Linked DNA regions of Mus musculus: regions 2 and 3 are each linked to region 1. A link is a loop called in an ENCODE intact Hi-C map of the cell type or tissue named here. Cell type or tissue: left cerebral cortex. All regions are shown on one strand. Links, peaks and the distances in the headings refer to the core of each region. The heading gives the core; the rest is flanking DNA.

Region 1 (7,195 bases), core at 1,166-6,165:
TTGATAATATGAGAAAAACATATGGTATGGAGAAGGGAAATGAATGCTGTCCTTGGCACTCATTAGGCAGTCTAAACTGATCCCTCCAGAGTCCAGAGGCACCTTTTACAGTAGAACACTTGTAGGAACCGAATAACTCCAGTGTGGTGGTGCACACCTGAAACCCCAGCTCTTGGTTTGTGGACGCAGGAGTATCAGGAGCCCAAGACCAGCCTGAACTACATGAAAAAATGTCCACATAAATAAAATAATCAGCAACCAAACACACTTTAAAACATGCCGTGCAGTGAGCAATATATTCTACAGTGTGAGTATATAATATGGATTTATGAAATCGTCTGGCCTGGCTCTCAACTGCTCTTTCTGCCTGTTTAGAATGTGTGGTGGAATGAGGGAGAAGGAGGAGTTTTTCCTCATCGCTTTACTTGTGGAGAGTCCCACCCAGAGCCACTAAAGGCAGGGTCATTCTGACCTGGAAAGCTGGTAGTGTCTTGTGCTGGGGCCTCAGCTTTCTAGCCCAGCTTCTTCTAACTTGAGAAGTATTAAGACCAGGAACGCCTGTCACTGGCCTCCTCTGCGAGGGAGGAACCAGGCTCCGGATCCTGCTCTGATCTCGCCACCCGTTGCCACTTCCGGTTTATTGTTACCAGTTCTGTTGAGCTTGGAGAGGTGACTCTCCTGTTGTGGGCTGGAGTTTCACAACCTCAGAGCAGAGGCTGAACCTGGAGCCAGCGCCCTCCCAAGACAGGCGTTCACACGGGCACACGTGTTCTACTCTCTGTGGGAACAAGAGATGCTGGTGTGTCTGACGGAGGCGTCCTTTTGTGCAGTTCCAGGAATGATATTTAGAAAAATAAATAAAGAATACACTGAGAAGAGGCTGAAGAATGGCCAAGCCAGAATGTCGAGTGTTCTTTGTCACTTGGGATGAGAATCCAGGCAGGAACCCTGAAGGAGGCTCAGCTATTTCGTAAGCAAAGTAGATTCAATCAGTATGCAGAAACGCGGAAAGAAAGGATTTTTATCTGCTAATCAGGAGAAAGCTTGGCATGTGGTCTCTGATTCAGCGTTTCCCTTAGTGAGCCTCTGCACCCCTCACCTTCATTAGTTCCTTTCATTAATTCTTAGGTTCCTGCCCCCACAGCGGAACAGCCTGCAGAGAAGAACAGCAAACTCCCCAATGTTAGGAAATTTCGCACAAGGGGTCCCGCAGAGCTTTAAGTGTTCAGGAACACATGCTTTTAAAATAGCAGAATGGGTTTGGGAGGTGGGGTCAGCCGATGAAACCACTGGCTGCAGAGATCTGGTGACCTGGGGTCTACTCTAACATCCATGAGGGAAGGAGAGAACCCATCCCCAAATTTTCTTGCCTCCATATGTGCACATGGCATGAGCAGGTGTACACACTCACTCCCCCCCACCACACACACACACAAACACCATAAACACATCCACAAATACACTGTACACACACAAATACACCATACATATACACCCATACACACAGCATACAGATACACCCATAAACATACTGGATACACACAAATACACCATACATATAATACCCATAAACAAACTGTATACACACAAACACAACACACACACAAATTAACAAGCCAACATTTAAAGACAAATGTAACAGAATGAACACTCTTACAGGCACTTCAAGAGTCCTGTTTATGGATTTCTGACTTGGAGCAATTTGATTGGCCTCATGCGTTTTTTTGGATTGTTTGTTTGTTTGTTTGTTTGTTTTCATTTTTCTCAAATCCCCAGAATGGCCATGTTTGAACCTTTACTATATTCTCTATAAGACAACAAGGTCACCATGCTGAAAGGCTACAAAGTTCTACTCAGGTTTTGGTGTGACAGTGTGAGAAGGCTCTGGAAATGGAGCAGGAGCCCTGGAGGCCTCAGCAAGAGGAGAGAAGCCAATGTCCGCTTTGATGTGCTGAACGCCATAGAGGACACACAGCCAGTGAGTCAGCCATTCCTGTCGCTTTGCAAACAGCGTTTACAGCCGAGCTTGGTTTCTGCTTACCCTATTCCTGAGTATGTAAGAGACATTACCTGTGACAGAGAAAAGACAAAGTAGATAAATAGCAAATTAACACCTTTTTCCATAAAATCCTTTCACCGGACCTTTGCCTCGGTGATAGATTTATTTAGCAAATGTTTATTGAGTATGCACCGTCAGCCACACATACTCAAAGCCTTTGGGGCATTTCCAAGTCTCCACCCTTCAGTTGCTTGCGCCCCACATTCCAGATCTCCCAACCTCAGTCTTCTATCTTCTGTCTTTAACAGAATAGGGGACGCAGCATCTGTTCCAGGGGTCGGAGCAGATATCCCCTTTTCTCTCACCAGAACGGCACATGAAGAGCCTGCAGTGGCCCTGTTGCATGAGGCACACGGTGTTTCTGATTCCGGGTGGGATGTCCCCTGTGGATACAACAGAGGGAGATAAACAGAGACTCCAGGCCTCAGTGAAGAATCTGCTCCACTCTTAACAAAGCTTGGTCTCAGTGCCACTGAGTTTTTAGTCCTTAGCTTTCAATAGCAATCATTTATATCTCGTGGTGTTTCCAGGAGGGCATGACAGGCTGTGTGTGGAATCACCTGGCCCACTGTAGGCCCTGGTCCAGCAGAGTCCTTCAGCTGCCTGGAGACAGAAGTATACTGTGGGGATGGGAGCATGGCATTTAAGAAAACAGAATAACAGGAGGAAGGTCTCAGGTTGTAAAAAAATCAGGACTGGGTAGGCCTCTCAGCTTGTGGCCAGATTTTTCACTCTTACTACAATTAAAAAGAAGAAAAATTAAAATGTCTCTTGTATTGCCTTCTAGGTAAAAATATAACCAACTAGAGTCTCCAGAAAGAAAGCACTGTAGGAAAGAGACGGTGAAAAAAAGAGGCCTTTCACCCTTCTAAGAAGGCCCAGTAGAGGGTAATACCAGGGCAGTAGGCTAGGCTGGGAGTGGGTGGATGGGTGGGGGAGCTTCCTCAAAGAGGCTTTTTAAACACACTCTGTGTTTAAAAGCAACAGCAACATAATGTATGCCTGACATGTTTAGAAAAATAGTCTCCTGCAATAGCCAGACTTCAGACAGGGACTGATTTATGATACTGTGTTCATCACGTCTACCATGGTTTGGAGAGGACATGGCGATGTGGGGGTAGTCCACCTTGACCGAAGAGCCAATAATTCAAAGGTTTCAGAATCTGGACTCTAGCTTTCTTAAGGTAACCCATTTTCTCTCATCTGAAAATTCATTTAAAGGGTACATCTGGGGTTTTGTGGATATAATAGGCTATATGCAAAAACTAGGGAAGTGCCGTTAGATGTGAATACCCTCTCTGCTCACAGCGTGGCAGTAATCTTACCCTTTGTCCACAGCTACCGCTCTGACACATGTGTGGCTGTAATTCTGTCCTGAATAAACTCTCAGATTGCAATCAGGTCTTTCTATTTGTCTTGGAGAAAAGAGGCCTCTATGTCTTGTGCTGTAAAATTGACAACTCTCACCAAACAAACAAACAAACAAACAAAAAACCTCTTCATTATGAAAGTGGTCCAGCCCTGAGCCTCAGAGTGGTCCAACTCTGTGTGCCAGACGCTTATACCTGGACACACCTCAGTGCTGTCTACAAACTGAAAAAGGGTCCTGCCTTCTCCAGGGCTGCTCAGAAGACATTTACCTGAGTTTCCTTGGACAAAGCAGAAGAAGACAGCAAAGAGTAACAAGACTTTCATGTTTTACGGCTCGCTCTCTGTGCAGGAAAGCAGGTGTGACTGATGACTGAGTTAATCCAGGTTTGAAAGGACAAACAGGAGACCTTTATAGTTTTGGAGAATGCTACTGTGGAATGAGTATATTTATCTGCTCTACTGAGTTAGGCTGTGGGCAGATGGTACCAGCTACTCTCTCTTTTTTACCTAAAAATAGACAGGCATTCTGACATTCCCCAGAGGCAGAAATTGGCCACTGTAGCATGTGAAACCTGAAAAGAAAGAAATTGCCACTGGGGACATTGGCAACTGGCTACATTGCACCAAGCCCTGGTGCTGTGGTAAGATGGTAGGTGACAGAGACTCAACTCAGTAGAGATGCATCCTTGGCTTTCAAAGTATTCAACTGGCCAGGATCCACCTCAGTTGAGAACACCTGTGACCAGAAGCCACTCCCAGATATCTGCCCAAAGAAACAAAGTCCCGTGTGAACCTAAAAGGGTGTAAAAGAACCTACAGGGTAGTGTTACTCATCATAGTCTCTAGTCAAAATGTGAGTGGCACATTACAACACCATGAAACAAACCAGTAATCTCCATCACAGCAATGAGAACAGGAAAACATGACGAAGACTGCCACACCCCAGGAATGGAAAGTCGGCAGAAGGCCAGCTAGAACACGCCAAACTCACAGATTTGCAAAACCAACATGTCAGAAGCCAGAATGTTGTCCACAATGGAAGAGGAAGGCACGTCTCAGATGCCTCAAGGGTCCCCCACTTGAAGAAGTTAGTTGGAGGGGTCAGGGAGCCTCCAGAGATTTGGAGTTATGCTGATGTGTATCTAGAGGAGATTTATAGGGCTTTGTGGGCACAGAATAGAGACTCCATTTGGATTTTGGAGACAGAAAGCAATCATTAGAAAGGGTGTTTCTGAAGTAGAATCTAGGGCAGATTTCCCATGAAGGTTTACTGAACCTGAAACAAATAGATGCTTACTTTGTCCTTATTTTAGTCTCTGGCCAATTGGATTCGCTTTTCTTAAGATTCTAACAAATTTGTTCTTGAATCCACAGTGGCTGGGGTTACCTGCACAAGCTTGGGCTGGCCAACATCCTGCCAAGGAGAAGGGGAGAGACTCAAAGCCTAGTGCAGTGAATAGTTGCTGGAAGGCTGAGGGACATCTTATTCAGTGGTGTCAACACAGCTAAGGTCTCCAGGCTCCTGTCAAGAACCCTTCATCAATGTCTGTAAGCAACCCTAAAATCACTCAAGGCCAGTTAAATACATGAAAGTGGGACATCAGGGAGCAGACTAAGTTGTTCGGAAGTAGGAGGGGATACAAGAGAGCAATGGGTGTGAACGTGACCAAAATATAGTGTATATGCATTAAACTGTCATATTCAAACTCATTATACATAATTAATGTGTATCAACTATAAATCAAAGAGTAAAAAAAAAATTAAGTCTTCTATCCTCAATACTTCAATGAAAATTCTAATAGTTTCTCATTAGCCCCTCCAGTAGCTTCTAGTTTGTAAGTAGGCGTATATGCATTTATATCCTCCTTGCTACCTAAACAGCAGACTTCACACATTATTCTGGACTTGGCATATATTGGAGAAATGTTTTAAGTGGGAACATGGAAACCTTCCTCAGTTTTATAACAGCTCCATAATGTTCTTGTCGACTGACCTCCATCCCAATTAACTAGTCTACAACACACATATTTGAACTCCAGCCTGAGCAAAAGAGGGTTTTGAAAAAAGAAGAGTCAAACATGACACCAGATAATGTGTAACTGAGCTGTGAGTTTCGTCTGCAGAGAGGACAAAGTGTCCATCAGATATCTCCAGCTTGACGACAATGATCAAAGTCTGAGGACCCCAGCAATCGGTCCCTGAGGTACAGGACTTTCTGTCCTTCGTAAAAGTACAGAAAGTTGCCGACTAGGATCAAAACGAATTGGGCAAAAATTTCCAAGAATTGATTTAAAAATGTGAAAAAAAACCCAAAGTACCAATGATAATATAACTTTAGGATGAATGGGACCATGAAATGGCTACTGTGTCCTCATTCAATCAACCAACCATAAAAATGAGTGAAAATAGAATGGGTCGTTGCACTAAGGGATACTTATGGATTAAGGATGTAAAAGAGATATGAACCATATGCATGTGTGAAGATCAGACTCACACTGATAACTATGCTGTGTGTAGGAACAAACTGGACTAGACTCCTTACAGCCTTACAGTATCCATACAAACCTGCATCTGTACTGGGGTATTGGAGAGAGCAGTCAGTGAAATTGATTTCTTAGTTCTGTCCTCAATCTCCAGATAGACTTCACAATTCTCACTTGACAGTCACTGTCACAATCTCTTCCCTGGAAACAGACTTAACCCTGGAAGAGGAGAAGTAGAATAAACATGGATGCTATTCATTTATTTCTGCCATCAATAAGTTGGTTTTTCAAATCAGGTCATGAAGTTATCAAACTGTACTAAAGGGTTTTTTTAATATAAATTTATAGCTGTCTTATTAGTGGCATTTAATGGATCTATTTTTATATAAATGTGTACAAAGGCACTGTATTGTGGTTACATTCACCCACCCTTCTTATCCCCCATACTCTGAATACTTTCCTTTCAACTATTCCCCCTCTACTCTCAATACTCAAGTACCAGCTTGCACACCCACCAGCAATGGAGGAGTGTTCCTTTTTCTCCACATCCTCGTCAGCATGTACTGTCACCTGAGTTTTTTATCTTAGCCATTCTGACTGGAATGAGGTGAAATCTCAGGGTTGTTTTGATTTACATTTCCCTGGTGGATTAAAGATGTTGAACATTTTTAGGTGTTTCTCAGCCATTCAGTATTCCTCAGTTGAGAATCCTTTGTTTAGCTCTGTATCCCATTTTTTATTAGGCTTATTTAATTTTCTGGTGTCCATCTTCTTGAGTTCTTTATATATATTGGATATTATGTATATCCTATCAGATTTAAGATTAGTAAAGATCTTTTCCCAATCTGATGGTTGCCTTTTGGTGATATTAACACTATCCTTTGCCCTACAGAAGCTTTGCAATTTTATGAGGTCCCATTTCTCAATTCTTGATCTTGTAACACAAGCCATTGCTGTTCTGTTCAGGAATCTTTCCTCTGTGCCCATATCTTCAAGGCTTTTCCCCATTTTCTCCTCTATAAGTTTCAGTGTCTCTGGTTTTATGTGGAGTTCCTTGATCCACTTAGGCTTGACCTAAGTACAAGGAGATAAGAGTGGATCAATTCAAATTCTTGACATGATAACCGCCAGTTGAGCCAGCACCATTTGTTAAAGATGCTGTCTTCTTTCAACTGAATGGTTTTAGCTCCTTTGTCAAAGATAAAGTGACCATAGTTGTGTGGGTTCATTTCTGATTCTTCAGTTCTGTTCCATTGATCTACCTGTCTGTCACTGTACCAGT
Region 2 (7,195 bases), core at 1,439-6,438, 200 kb after region 1:
CACCTACTCCAACCAGGTCACACCTATTCCAACAAGGCCACACCTCCAAATGGTGCCACTCCCTGGTCCAAGAATATATAAACCATTATAGTGCAACTTGGATTAGTTGAATTATTGGGAAAATTAAACAACATAAGCATTGAAGAACCACATGATAGCAATGCACTCTCAAATACTTCATTCATATGCTCTTTCCAGAACCGGATCATCAAGGGTATTCTATCCTGCAGTGCAGGATGCTCTAAACATCCTCTCCATACCCTGGCAGCATGAGAAGCCTTCCACTAAAGAAAACAAAACCTAGAACTACTAGCTTCCAGAGTGGCTATGATCCTAAATGAGGTCAACATTCCTCCCACTTAGGGTCATCATGACAAACATGAATCCAAATGACCCAGAAAAGGGATATAGATCTGGGTGTGTAGGTGAATGTCTGGCAGTCAGGGGACAGGTGAGTGCCCTTTGCCTATGGTGCTGCTCTGTGAAAAGTGTAAGATGGTTGAAACAGAGTGTTTTTCTGTTAGCTCCCAATCTCCATGATACCACCGCCCTCTAGGATGCTTCTTTGTGATCATAATGTTCTACAGTCCGGCACTACATTATATATGGATAATTCTAACATCTGGGAAACTGATCTGGGACATTTGTGAGGCTGAGGGGGTCGCAGACCGGCTAGGTGGAATACAGCCAAGGCTATAAGTAAGACTATGCCTTGAATGGATCAAACTTGAAAAGGAACTATGTATGCCCTTTCCAATATAATAATCCTGTATCATATATGGCTGTTGAACCATACTACTATCCTTGGGGACTGCACTCTATATGGGTCTCATTTCCTTTTGAGCATCACGAATTAATTGTTCAAAACCTCCTTAAAGGAGAAAATCCTCTGTGTGCTTTGTAGAGCCGTCTCTCCTGCCTTTGTTACATGTGTTAAAAATCACGGCAGCTACTACAAAGGAGTTGGGATGTTTCTCTTCCCTCCTTATGGGCTCTAATGCCATCCTGGCCTTTGTATCCCTTGCTAAAGATTGACAGAATATCAGAGGAAAATATTACCCCAACCCATGCTATGCATTTCAAAAGCAAATTAGTGCCTTGTCTTAGAGGAACAAGCCAGTTCTGCAAATAATGTGAAAGGTTCAAAAGGCCATGTAGAGCACTCACAATCACCCTCTCAATAAAGCCAACCATTCTTTGAAATACACCTTCTTGTGGCTAAAATGAGTTCTTTGTGAATTTCAATTCTGTTCTAAAAAGTGTGGGTATTTTGCAGCATTTGAAATAAGTCAGCAATGGCTGCTCAGTGAAGGATCGATCACCATTGATCAAAGATGCTGTCACTATGTATTATGGGCAATTCAACAAGCCTGGATTACCCTACTCTGGGAAAGAAGAAATGGAAGCTGATAGTGTGGAAACAGTAATGTGGGAATAGGCTACTTCTGCCTATGACTGGCATGTAACTTCAGGCTTACTTAGGCCCAACCCCAGTCACCACATCTACCTCACCTATGAAAGCTCCACACTGACACAAGGCCCCATGGCCATGAGATCCAAATGCTCACCCATCTCATTTTGGCTACAGATGTCAGTGGCCACAGTCCTCTGCGTAAGATGTGACTTACAAAGACCACTGCTGTGCTCTCCAAAGATGCTGATAGGGTAGTGTCTCCCCTGCATTTATAAAAGGACCATCTGGGGACACTTCCTGGAAGAACGAGGTAGAAAGATATGAGAAGTGAGTGTGATAGTCACTATCACATTCCAGTAACTCTAGGCTTCGGTGCCCTAACCCCCATGTCAACCAAGGGAGATGACAGTTTCACTTGCAATAGTGGGCACATAGAGCCAACACTCCATGTGTCGTCCAAACAACTAAGCACAGAAATGCAGGGACTACCTCACTGAGATACAATATCAAAAGGAGAATGGGTGGAAACTAGGCCAATATTGTTAATTATGACCTGCTCGAACTGGGGTTCTTGTTTTATTTCCATTGCCCCGTGTACATAAGACCCACTCCCACACGCTGCTCCCAGTTTACCTTTCTATTTGCTAGGAAATTAAATCAGCTCTTTAGAGGACTCTTCACCTCTTAGTTGGTCACACTGTGTGTCTCGCTTTGAGGAGACTGATGGGAGTCCAATATTGATAGGTATCTGGTAGGAATGTCCCCAAGAAACTCAAAGCCTGCCTGGCACCTGCTGCAGAATGGTGATTAGCAACTCCTTAGGCAAAGAGAGTTCACATTTTCAGATGCATGTATTATGCTGGTTCTCCTGGCAGAAACTTAAGAAACCAATGTCCCCTAAATCTTTTAAATGTTCAGAAACTCTCAGAAGGTATTTGTAAGCTTCACTGGGGTCGTTATAAGACATTTCCCCTGCCTATCAGCCACACATTAGAACCCTACTGATTCCTAGTTAGTACCCTCGTGTTACTAGAGTCAAAACTTTACATTGTAATTCAGCCAATCACAGCATGAACTCCAGAGACTGGGTTTCAGACCCGCAGTACTTGTCTGGATTCATATGTTAATACAAAATCAAGTTGGGTGAGATACTCGAATATAAACCTCAACCTGTTAGAGGAGAGGCAAACAGAAAGAGATGTTTCTGCTTACAGAAAGCCAGCGCATTGTCTTAAACTCAAAAGCACCAACTACAAAACAAAATTGAAAATGGGAGACTGTGAGTATCTCAAAGGAAAACGCTTTTACACAGAAAAAAAAAAGGGAAGGAAGGGAGGGAGGGAGGGAGGGAGGGAGGGAGGAAAAAGAAAGCTCAAGGATTGTTACGGAAAAGGGGCGGAAAGACCATGGAAGCCAAAGAATGGAGATGACACTAAGGAATGCTGTGCTCCAGACATGACAGGGCCATAGCACTTGTGAGCCCACAACAGCTATTGTTCCCTGCACCCAGCCTGAACAAGATCGTCCTAGTAAAAAGTTGAGCCTGGAAGGAAAGGTCCCAGGGGCCAAGTCCTAACCGAGGAGCTGGGGTAATTGATGGCTGCTGAGATAGGAGCATGCTTTTATCTGGGGGATGTGCCACTGGTGGTTTGTCCTTATCCTTAGAGGTAACCCAAAACCCATGTGCATACTGCTCTTAGTGGGCTAATTCTAACGAGTTTTAAATGCATGAATGTGGGGTGAACATGGGAAAGAGCATCCAAGGGAAGTTAGATAGAATAGGAATGGATAGATGAAAACGCACCGCATACACGATGGACTTCTCAAATGATAGATTTAAATATTATTTTCAAGTAGGGGGAATACGTGGAATCGTCGAGAACCTGTGGTGACTAACGGAATGACCAACTATAGTTACAGTTCTGAATGGGATGCGCGGCTGCCCTCTGCTGGCCATGCTGGGTGTTTGCGTTCTGAGCTGAAACCATTCAAGGATTACAAGTCTGTTTGCAAAAATGAAGCTGCTGAGACCCCTACTGGAAGAAAGTTATACAGCCCTGTGCAGCACAGGCCTGAACGCACACAGAAACTGGCTGATGGCTGACCCTCCACAGTCATGTTCTTTCCCCTGGAGCAGGAGGGGCCCTATTGTGGGAATCCTTGCCAGAATTACACAAACACCCCAGACTTGGAAACATAACAGGTCTGGAAGGAGATACTGACCTGGAGTATCCAGGATAAAAGCAAATCTAACCGTAAAGACATGCTGCCCACAGGATTGGAGACTCATCAGGGGACAGAGGGCTGCTTCTGAGGACTTCACTCTGCATTGCAATATCATATGATATCATGCACAGCTATAAAACTGTGCATTCCTGATCCATATGAATACAGCCAACACAGGGCTTTGGAACACCACTGTCCAACAGGCACCTCATATCTGCGTCCTAGACGTGGTAGAAATGATAGATTCCGATACTATCTGATCCTGCTGTTCGGCTACTCTTCTCCCAGGTCACCCAGGTCCCACAGAAGCTGAGACACCTGTCAAAGCCAGGGGTACAAGGCTCCAGGAGAATGACTGACGGTTCTAGGGAAATGACTAACAGTCCTAGATATGAAGGAACACCAGGAGAGCACATCCTAGCTCGATGGCTTAAAGTGGCAACCCTCCGAATCTGTGAGCTGTCCCCTGAGACACATGGGTAAGAGCCTGTCATACATAGGGCTTATTCACAGGCAGATTCTGGCATCTTCCACTTCCCATGTTTTATCAGCACATAAAGAACTCACCTGTGCTGAAAGTATTTCTAGCTTACAGGAAGGTCTTCTCACAGAGAGGCCACGTTCATATCATACCAAGTGAGATCTCTCCCCCTCCCCTTCCCCCTCCCCCTCCCCCTCCCCCTCTTTTCCTCCACCTACCTCTACCTCCCCTCTCCCTCTCCCCCTCCCCCTCCCCCTCCCCCTCTTTTCCTCCACCTACCTCTACCTCCCTCTCCCCCTCCCCCTCCCCCTCCCCCTCTTTTCCTCCACCTACCTCTACCTCCCCCTCTCCCTCTCCCCCTCCCCCTCCCCCTTTCCCTCTGCTCTGGGCCCTGTGGGAACCATAAGGATTCACTACCATCTCTTGCCAACACTTACAATGGCCTTCTTCCCCTGACCTTTATGATGGCAGGAAAGTCTCCGCACCAACTAAATACACAGGAGAGGTAGGGATGCAGGATTTAAAGGGAACAGAGAAGAGCTGGTCCTGTGCCTGAGGGGTCAGCAGGAGGACATACCCTGCTTGGGAGGCCTGAATCAGCAACCTTCAGAGTTACAAGCAGTCCTGTGGGAAACAAGGAGATGGATGGCCTATCACAGGCAGCTCCTAGCTCATTCTAGGACCCGTTTTAGTCCTGAGCACAGACACATCCTGTGCGTAAGAAGTTCTACCTACCCTAGGGAAGTCTTCTCTGGGAAGCTGGATTATTCTCCAGAGAGGCCACCAACAATCTAATCGGGCCATATCAGCCAGGGCCTGGGACTTACCAAGAGTGGGAATCTTGAGACTATAAAGGATCTCTCAACGCATCTACCTTACCCAGGCGAGATTTCCCCAGTCAGCTTGAAGGATAGAGAATACCAGCATTTCTGGTCTAATGCCATGTGGAGCCTGCAGGAGAAATCTAAACCCATGTCAGGGTGATCTCTCTGATGTTGCCGCTGCTTTTGAGACATCCCTGCTCCTTGTAAGTAATGAGTCCCCCACTCCAGTTAGTCACCACAGTAAATACTCATTGGTTCACCAAGCTGGACAAGGGTGCAGCCATTGCTTTTATCTGTCATGTTTTGTCTCTCCAGGAAGTCTGTCTCACAAGAGCCTCCCCTGAGTCAGGTCTAGAGACAGTGTCATTAGTCTAATGAAGGCACCTCACCTCCTGCCATAGCAGACTGGTAAAAGATAACACATTAGCCAAGGAGGAAACGTAACTGGATAAGTGCTGTGAAGAAAAGAAAGGTAGAGAGAAGGGAGGCTGGTGGCACAGGAGGTGTGATTATGAACCAACCACCTTTGCCACACAGCCAATCAAATAGAATAGAATCAGATAGAATATCCCAGCTGGAATCCCCAGTTGTGTCTTCCAGCTGACCCTTCTGCGATCTCCATTTATAGGATTCTGAACCTGGGGGGCCATGTCCCTCCACACTGGACACAGCACACAAGACAGACCAGAGAGGCAGCCAACGTCCTGATCCCCCACCTTGCCTGCCTTGGACTGTTTTTAACAAATGAAATATAGAATATGTTTTTATTTCTCAAACCGTACACCTAGGAATTTGGATGGGGAGTGTGGTGGGATGTTTTAAGGCTAAAAATGTTGAGAAATGTATTGAAATGTTCCCCACCCATCACTAATCATGAACAGCATTTATTTCCAGTCCTAATTTGTGTATTCTTATTCCTTCGCAAGAATTCTATGGGGCAGAATCGCTGTAGGCCTGACCTCTACTTAGTAATTTCCTGCCACGCCTGCTCAAGGGTTATAAAACATTTTTCCGCTGGGCATGGACGATTCAGAACAATCTTTGTCCCCACGTCCACAGTCCTGTGTAACCTCTACATCGAAACAAATGTCAGGGTGATGCTTTCCCATCTCCCAGAAAGACTTTCCGTGGGAAGGTTTACTTCTGGCTTTGGGGGATCTGGATTAACCCCTCAAGGATACCTGGGAGAAAGGTCTGAAAGCAAAGCGGCTATTAAAGGCTCAGATGCCATTTTAGGCGTGTTTCCTTTCCCTTTTCTGGACACACAACTGAAATTTTTCAAAAGTCCCAATCAGCTTTTCAAATTCCTCCTCCCATGATACACATACACACATACACCACTCTGACTAGTAGTTAAGTGGACTCTGTTTTGAGCAAACCCGCTGACTATGACCACCCAGTGACTAACCCATTTCGCTTCAGAACAAACCCATTGTGTCTTACAGCCGTTAGGAGGCTGGGACAGCATGCAAATCTGACACAGACCGCGAGACTGCCCCCTAAGAACCTGTCGGTTCCTCCTGCCCCCTGTCCCCGCCTTCACCCCAACCCTACTAGCAACTTGGTAACTGACTGGGAAGAAAAGCCTCCTGTCTTGGGGCCCCAAGCCGGAAGCCTCCCCAACCCGGTCCCGGGCAGGGGAAGGGGCGGGCACAGGCAGCAGCAGCTCAGAAGATGCACGCGGGGCTCCTGGGGCTCTCTGCCCTGCTGCAGGCGGCCGAGCAAAGCGCGCGTGAGTGAGGCGCAGCCCGCGAGTGCTCACCCCTCCAATACCCTACTCCAACCCAGTGTGCGGGGCACATCTACCACCGCTGTGCCTCCTCCTCCTCCGGCAGGCAGGCAAGCGGCGAACACTGCGCCGGTGCACGCACGATGATCTCCCGTCCTAGCCTGCAGAGCACTCCCTGTGTGATCCCCTCACCATGCATGATTTCCTCCATCCAGTTAGACATCCCTCCATGCATGGATCCTCCCCATACTCCAAACCCGGAGCCCTGAGTCCCTTCTCTCTCCTCTCGCTGGTGCTCTGCAAAGAGCTGCGTGAGGAGGCTACTTTGGAGCGCCAGCACTTGGTGAGGCGCCCTGGCTCCCTGGACACCCGGGCTCCGGGCTGGGGTGGCATGCGATCCAAGAGCTGGGAGAGGTGGAGGGGTGGGATCCCAAAGGACACTGGTTACCCTTTCGAGATTGTGACACAGCAGAACGCTGGTTTACTGAAGACAAGGGTCCTGTGGGTAGCGGAGATGAAGC
Region 3 (7,195 bases), core at 1,016-6,015, 190 kb after region 1:
CATCTCTCTCCTACATAATGCCTTATGCTGAAAGAGATGCATCTGGACTTATGTGAGCACTCTTAGCACCCACCTCTGGAGTGGCCTGCATAACCAACTGCTCTATTCACGTCAGCATTCAGGATGGCCATAGCTACTGGCAAAATGGAAGGTTCAGGGAATGGTCTTGCTTCCCCATACACTCTGCTGAGGAATGCAAGCTGGATTGGGGGTTATCTTGTGAGAAATGAACCCAAAAATTGTCAGAGGGTGGTTGGAGCTCTACAAGCATAACCGTAAGAACCAAGCATCTACTAGACTGAGAGCAGGGAATTCCAATTCTCCAAGTCCCTTTCTGGGACAGAATTTCCTTTCATTTCATGATATGAAAGATCATGCCAAGCAGCTGCCTTCTGTGGGGTTTTAGTTCTTGTCTTGCTTCAGCTACATAACAACTGCCTAATGATAATGTCATTCCAGTTTTAAAGGAATAAACACTAGGTTGCAGAAATGTCTCTAGTTATAAAAGTAGGAAAAGGAAAAGATGGTATAATCTCCTGGACAGCCCAGTTCTTATGCTAAATGCCTCAGTGAAGGACAGGGATACAAACAGCACAAGAGAAAGCAGCAAATCTGAGATTGTATCTCTTTATCCCCACGATTAGACCTCACTCCACTCGTCTTCACAATTTTGAAGGGAATTGTGTCTCCAGAAAGCTTAGCAAGCCTCTGTGCTAAACCTTCCATAGATGCTCTAAACCTAGCCAGTACTATCCCCTGAAATCCAACACACCCTAAGGTCCAGAGCCTCAGGACTCCTCTAGGGCTGTCGCTTTCGAGCTCCTTCTAGTGGTCCCTGCATGACACCATAGAATCACCTATCCAGTCTTTTTCTAAGTCTTGGTTGCTCAACTGTATCCCAGAAAATGTGTTGATAGAATCCACTTTATGCTTCTCACTTCTCAACTCCAAACCAACAAAGACCTCTTCATATATATGAGAGAAAAATGAATATTCTAGAAACAACAATAAAAGAGTTAATGACCTGGAGAATAATAAACTTTCCAGTTTGGTTTGGTTCACCAGACTTAAGTTGTGTGTTTAAGGAATTTGCTATTGTAGAGCTCCGTGAAAGACACAAGCAACCTCTCAAGGTACTGAATGAACACCAAAGGGCTTTCTTTCCCAGACTCTCCTGTGATCTAACTTGTGACTGAGACTCCTCTCCTCTACTACCAGGGCAATTATCAAGTTTAGACATGTATCATGAGGCCAAATGATAGGGATTTTTGTTTCATTGTTGTTGTTGTTGTTGTTGTTGTTGTTGTTGTTGTTGTTGTTGCTTAAAGGACTAAGCCTGTGGGATAGATCAGCAGGTAAAAGCACTTGCTGTGCAAGCCAGACAGCTTTACTTTGATCCATGGAATCCACAGTACAAGGAGAAAACCCATGTCCAAAAGTGGTCTGTGATCACACACATGCCATGGTACATGCACATCTACAATCATACACATCTTTTTATGAAAGAAAGAGAGAGGGGGGAGGGAGGGGGGAGGGACGGAGGGGAACAGGAAGAAAGGGGACTCTGTCTCTATTGCTCAATCTTTGCTCTTATATGTTTGCCACACTCTTGTCTCAGTGAATCTGTCTCTCTACAATTCTGGATATCAATCTATTTTCAGTCCATGTCTCTATTTCCACCCATGTCTCTTCAATTCTTTAAATTTTTCCCCATCCTTTTCTCTGTGTTCTCATTCTCTCTCCCTCTCTTTCCCTCTTTCTCCTTCTCTCTCTTCTCCTCTCTCCCTTCCTCCATCTCATAGTGGTATAATGAATGTATCAAAAGATCTGAGAGGTACATGCCTTGGTACAGAGTGAAATTCGGCTGGTGGTAGCAGTGTTTGCTGTTGTGTATGTTCTGGTTTCTCATGCAATGGGAACTCCTCACTGAACCAGTTCTATAGCACAAGTTGAACTTTGTTCCTGGCAACTGACTCGTACTTTTTGTGACCTCTTGATGACTCTGAAGGTTGTTAATGCCTTTTACACACTCTCCCCTGTTTGTTTCCCATAACCAGGAATTACTGCTTGATACTGATAATGTAAAATGCTATTTACATAATCATAATCATTTTTAACAGTGAGGATCATACTATGAGCTTCATTGCCAGAAAGCCTTCAGTACCCCCTAACCTTGAGAACAAAGTAAGCCAGGCATGAGACAACAACTCGGGATACCCAAAATGACACAAAATCCATCCATACTGAGATACAGTACCCGCAAGACTGTAAATAACTTATGACAACTGACAGTAATTTTGATCATAGGAGATATACTCTGGATTCCAATGTCACCAAAGATTCCCTAATCTTTGGTAGCATGCAATCCTGATGCCTATAAATACAGCCACAATCAGGCCTTGGGGTGGCACTGGCTGCTCATCAGCCTAGAACTCCCATCTTCTCTGAACTCTGGCCCATGTGGAAATTGTGCAGCTCTACTTACTGATTCTGATGTTCTGCTGCTCCAAGATCATGGTTGGAAAGAAGCTGAAAAATGTGTCAAGGCTGGAAATATAGGGACCAAGGGTAGCTGATGCTAACTAGTCCTAGGCATGAGGGAGCAAAATGACAAGATAACATCCTGTGAATAAGTGGTCTTACCTAGCATTCTTCAAAGGTCTTCAGTATCTACCTCTGTGTGCCTGCCTCAGTCTGTCTCAGTAAATCCATCTCTATGTATTTCTGGGCATCTGTCTTTTTTGGTCTGTGTTTCTATGGCTATGCATGTCTAGGACAGACAGAGATGGAGATGCTGGTTTAGCCTCAAACAGTCCTTTGCATCTTTCAGCACCTCACCTCTGTTCTGAATGTGAAAGACATTTTCGATGTAGGAATGATTCTCTTCATCCTACAGGAAGGCTCCTCACACTAGAAAGCCAGCTTTCTAACCAAGACAAACTACTCACAGTGACTTGATAGTCACAGGGTTAAGGGATAGTAGCTCAGAAGGCCGCCTACTGCAGACAAGGTGCCACTAGTCCTAATCATCAAATCAATTCATCCAGAACCTAGAAAATAGCATTACATCAGTATCACCTGTCACTACTGTATGCTTTATCCACTTTCTAGAAATAGCAAACTAAAAGACATAGCTTATCTCCAGGGAGAAGTAGAGAGGCTCTGAAAGCCCCAAAGGCTCATGGGCTACTGATGTCTGAAATGTCCTAGGGTAACCTCAAGGAAGGGCACTAAGAAGTAAAGCGTTGTCCACGGGACTCATGTGCTGGTCAGAACCTTAATGTAGGAACGAGCTTTCTCATTGTTTTCTGAACTAAACATAAAGATTTCTACTGAGTCTCAAGGACCACTATGTAGCCATGCAAATCAATTTTAATTTCCCAAAACTTGTTGAGTTTCCAGTTTTATTTTCTACTAAAGTATAGATACATAAAAATAGACATAAGGAGGCGGAGGAGAAAGAGGAGGAGGAGGAGGAGATGAGAGTCTACATCTGCTGCAGACAGCAGGCAGAAAACTAGCTTAAACTTTTAAGACCTCAAGGCCCATTTCCTAGTAATACACTTCCTCCAACAAGACCACACCTTCTAATATTGGCACTCCCCATGGCCCAAGTATTCAAGCACATTAGTCTATGGGGGCCATTCTTACCCAAACCACCACATGTATCATTTAAGTCTTTCCTTTTCTTGAAAACACAGAAGCTTTGGTGATATTCCTACCTGGCCACAGTGAGTTGAAGATGACCAGGGTCTGCTTCTCCACTCACAGACCCTTATCCCAAAGCATAGTACCCACATCATTGTCAGCCCAGTGGATGTATAGCTTATACTTGAGACACTCACTAATGTGTCCTAGATTCATATTTTATTTTTGTTGCTGTGATAAAATACTCTGACTGGATAAAAGCAACATAGGGCAAGAAAGGGTTTATTCAGAGTAAAATTTCAGGTCACAGTCCCATCAGTGAAGGAACTCAAGACATGAATGCAAGACAGGAACTTGAAGGCAGGAATGATTTCTTGTTATTCTACTCAGTGTTACCTCTAACCAAAGAACTCACTTCACAGCAAAAGAAGTACAATAGGAACCATTGTCCTTATAGCTTTTTTTATATAGTTCAAGGGTGCCTGCCCCAGAAATGGTTCCAACCACAGTGAGCTGGGCCTGTCTACATTATTGAATAATAAAGAAAATCCCTGAGAAATATGTCCCACAGGCCAAACTGATGTACACAATTCCTCAACTAAGACTCTCCCCACAAGTTGTTCTAGGTTGTGGCAAGGGGACATTTGAAACTAACCATCACATACCGTGAACTGCCCTAACTAGGTAAACCTCTGGCATGTAGGAATGAGTAAAAGAATGAAAACTACAAGACGTTCTAGTAGTCCCTATGATGTTCCAGAGAGAAAAATTAAGTATAAATAGCAATTCCTGAGTCACATGGCCAGTGATTGGCAGCTCCAGGGATGGATCTTGGCCATTGACTCCCATGGAACCTACAGAGGTACTTAAAGGCCAAGCTATGGTGGGGTATTGAAAGAAGACAGTCCAAGATGGAATTTAAATATCAATGAGTTTTGTGAAAGCCTCGAGCTAAATCAAATGAGGCCTGGGGCAGGATGGACCTTTGGAGCTTATATAAGGGTTAGTTCAAAACTCATTGGAAGTGTCCAAGTATGTGGTCACAGTGGTCAATAGACCTACTTCTATAAACAAAGCCATGTCTCCTCCACATGTTCCAGTCCCCTCCCTGTACTGGTTGGCCATGGAGGAGAAATTCAGATGTCTGGAACACAACCCAGATACTCCCCAACAATGTTAACAAACTCTATAACTTTAGTATAAATTCACAGACCTTATTCATGGGCATGAACTAGAGACAAGTTATAAAACTTTAGCTTGCCAGAACACTAAAGTCATGTTAATTAGAGGAAGCCATTCCTCCCAATCAGTACACCTGCTAAGGTTAGCAAAAGCTAAAGCTGATCAAGTAGGAATCTAGAGGCAGTAATTGATGCAGAAGCCATGGAGTGTTGTTGCTTAATGTCTTGGTCCTCATTGCTTGTTCAGCCTCCTTTCCTAGAACAGCCAGGACCACCAGCCCAGAGGGGGCATAGTCCACAGTGAGCTGGACCTTCGCACATTAATTATCAATCAAGAAGTGATGCAAAGAGCCACCTAGGCTGCTGTGGAAGAAATACATCAATACTTTTAACCAACATTAGACCCACCATGCTACAATACTGATATACAAACACAAAACTTATATAATCCTGTTTATAAGGATAAACTTCAGCTCTCTTAACTGTAATTGAACCCATGGCTAGAAAGATCATAGCCCCAATGGGCCCATATTTTGCTAAGTAGTCATGTTGTTAAACTGCCTTCTAAATATTTATGCTTCATAATGATTTTGATGCCCCAATCTTTGTCAGAGAAGTTTCCTGTTGCAGAAGGTAGTAACCAATACAAAAACTCATAGCCATTTGAAGTGTTGAGCATAACAAGTGTGTAGGCTACTCTTGTGTCAACTTGACACTAGGTAGTTATCTGAAAGGAAGGAACCCCCATTGAGGAGAAATCTCCATAAGATCAGGTTGTAGGCAAGTCTGTATGGAATTTTCTTAATTAGTGATTGATGGTGGAGGGCCCAGCCCATTGTGGGTGGTGCCATCCCTGGGATGGTGGTCCCAGGTTCTATAAGAAAGCAGGCTGAGCAAGCCAAGGACAATAAGCCAGTAAGCAGCACTCCCTCATGGCCTCTGTACCAGCTCCTGCTTCTGAATTCCTGCCCTTCTTGAGTTCCTGTCCTCACTGCTTTTGAGGATGAACTGTTCTATGGAACTGTGAGTAAAAGAAACCGTTTCCTCCCCAACTTGCTTTTTGGTCATGTTTTGTTGAAGTAATAGAAACCCTAACTAAGACAGAAAGTGTAAGATAGGACATTGATACCAAATCCCTATCCCAAGGCTCAGTAGTGTCAGGAAAGAAGAGGTAGAAAGAATGTCCCCAGGGGATGAGGCGTGCAGTGAGGTGCTCTCCTCTAGATGTGACATGGCAGGTACACATATGAACTCACAGCATCTGTGGTTACCTGTACAAGACCCACACAAAATCAAGCCAGTAAAAAAAATTCCAGCAAGGACTGGGAACAGGCTTCTAAGACCTCAACCAAAACTAAGGAGCCTAAGCAGGGATCTGCTGGGGATGGAGTGAGTTCTTTCTTTTGGGAGTGGCCACTAATAGATTCCATGCTGCCCAGTAGATGCACTTGCTACACTCTGTGAGTTATAATAATAATAAAAAAAATGAAGACATGAAATTGCAAAAGAGATGTGTTTGGAGGTTTGAGGAGGAGTTACAGGGAAGGAGTAAGGGTGAATATGTTCAAGATAGAATTATACGTGTATGAATTTTTCAAAAAAATGAAAAAGGTGGGGTTGGTAGCATCAGGAGGAGGGGAGGAACATGAAGCTGCTGGTTACACAGTGTGTACACTCAGCTGGGCACAAGGAAATGTTCAAGTTCTGCTCACAGCAGGATAACCAAACTGAGTCATGATGTATATTTTTAAAATCTAAAGCCGGGGCTGAAGAGGTGGCTTGGAGACTAAGAGCATCTGTTGTTCTTCCAGAGGGCCAGGGTTCAGTTCCCAGCACCCATATGGCAGCTCACAACCATCTGTAACTCCATATCTAGGGGATCTTATGCCTCTGGCCTCCATAGGCATCCACAGTCACATGCACACATTCACATGCAGACACACACACACACCTATCTATACATAGTTAAAAATAGTTTAAAAAAATAAAGCTTAGAGAAGCCAAAAGGATGGACACTCAAACATCACACCACAAGCTATCATAACTGAAAAGACTGATTTAGTGATACCACACTACATTCCACCAATCAAAACTCTAAGTTGACCTTTAAAGGGGAAATGAATGATTTGGGGATATGGGGGAGGTGGGAAACACCTCGGGCTTGTGCTATTGCAGGTTAGGTATGAGATCTTTCCAGTCATTGATATAGAGATTTGTCTCAGTCACTATGTTATTGCTGTGAAGAGACATTATGACCAAGCAACACTTACAAAAGAAATCATTTAATTGGGGTCTGGCTTACAGTTTAGAGATTTAGTCTATTTTTATCATGGTGTCACATGTGCTGGAATAACAGCACAGAGAGA

The links. A loop is a pair of places that touch in the nucleus more often than their neighbours do. Peaks named below come from ENCODE experiments on the same cell type or tissue, not always from the same donor. Only the 100,000 strongest peaks of a DNase experiment are listed, where the experiment ranks them.
Region 2: it touches region 1 in a loop (4-fold over the local background); 13 of 42 quality-filtered maps call a loop at or near these places.
Region 3: it touches region 1 in a loop (4-fold over the local background); 13 of 42 quality-filtered maps call a loop at or near these places.

Annotation. Positions count from the first base shown.
Region 1 is chr8:19,154,504-19,161,698 of GRCm38, reverse strand. Spag11a (sperm associated antigen 11A) reads right to left here and starts at 3,812. Exons shown (of 2, transcript NM_153115.1): 1 at 3,700-3,812; 2 at 2,121-2,442. The coding sequence starts at 3,754. The coding sequence ends at 2,288. It also overlaps a transcript of Defb14 not described here. In left cerebral cortex, for the core only: a CTCF peak has its summit at 4,014; a DNase peak (open chromatin) is centred at 3,957; H3K27ac peaks cover 1,180 bases.
Region 2 is chr8:18,950,358-18,957,552 of GRCm38, reverse strand. It overlaps Gm40464 (a long non-coding RNA gene), which reads right to left. Exons shown (of 3, transcript XR_870173.3): 1 at 7,123-7,195. It overlaps Xkr5 (X-linked Kx blood group related 5), which reads left to right and starts at 6,578. Exons shown (of 7, transcript NM_001113350.2): 1 at 6,578-6,677. The coding sequence starts at 6,620. In left cerebral cortex, for the core only: a CTCF peak has its summit at 3,392 (motif pointing left); a DNase peak (open chromatin) is centred at 3,397; H3K4me3 peaks cover 109 bases.
Region 3 is chr8:18,959,919-18,967,113 of GRCm38, reverse strand. All of the region lies in intron 1 of Gm40464 (a long non-coding RNA gene), which reads right to left. Among named protein-coding and RNA genes, the nearest start is that of Xkr5, 13 kb to the right of the region's middle. In left cerebral cortex, for the core only: no CTCF peak of the experiment used is centred there; a DNase peak (open chromatin) is centred at 3,418.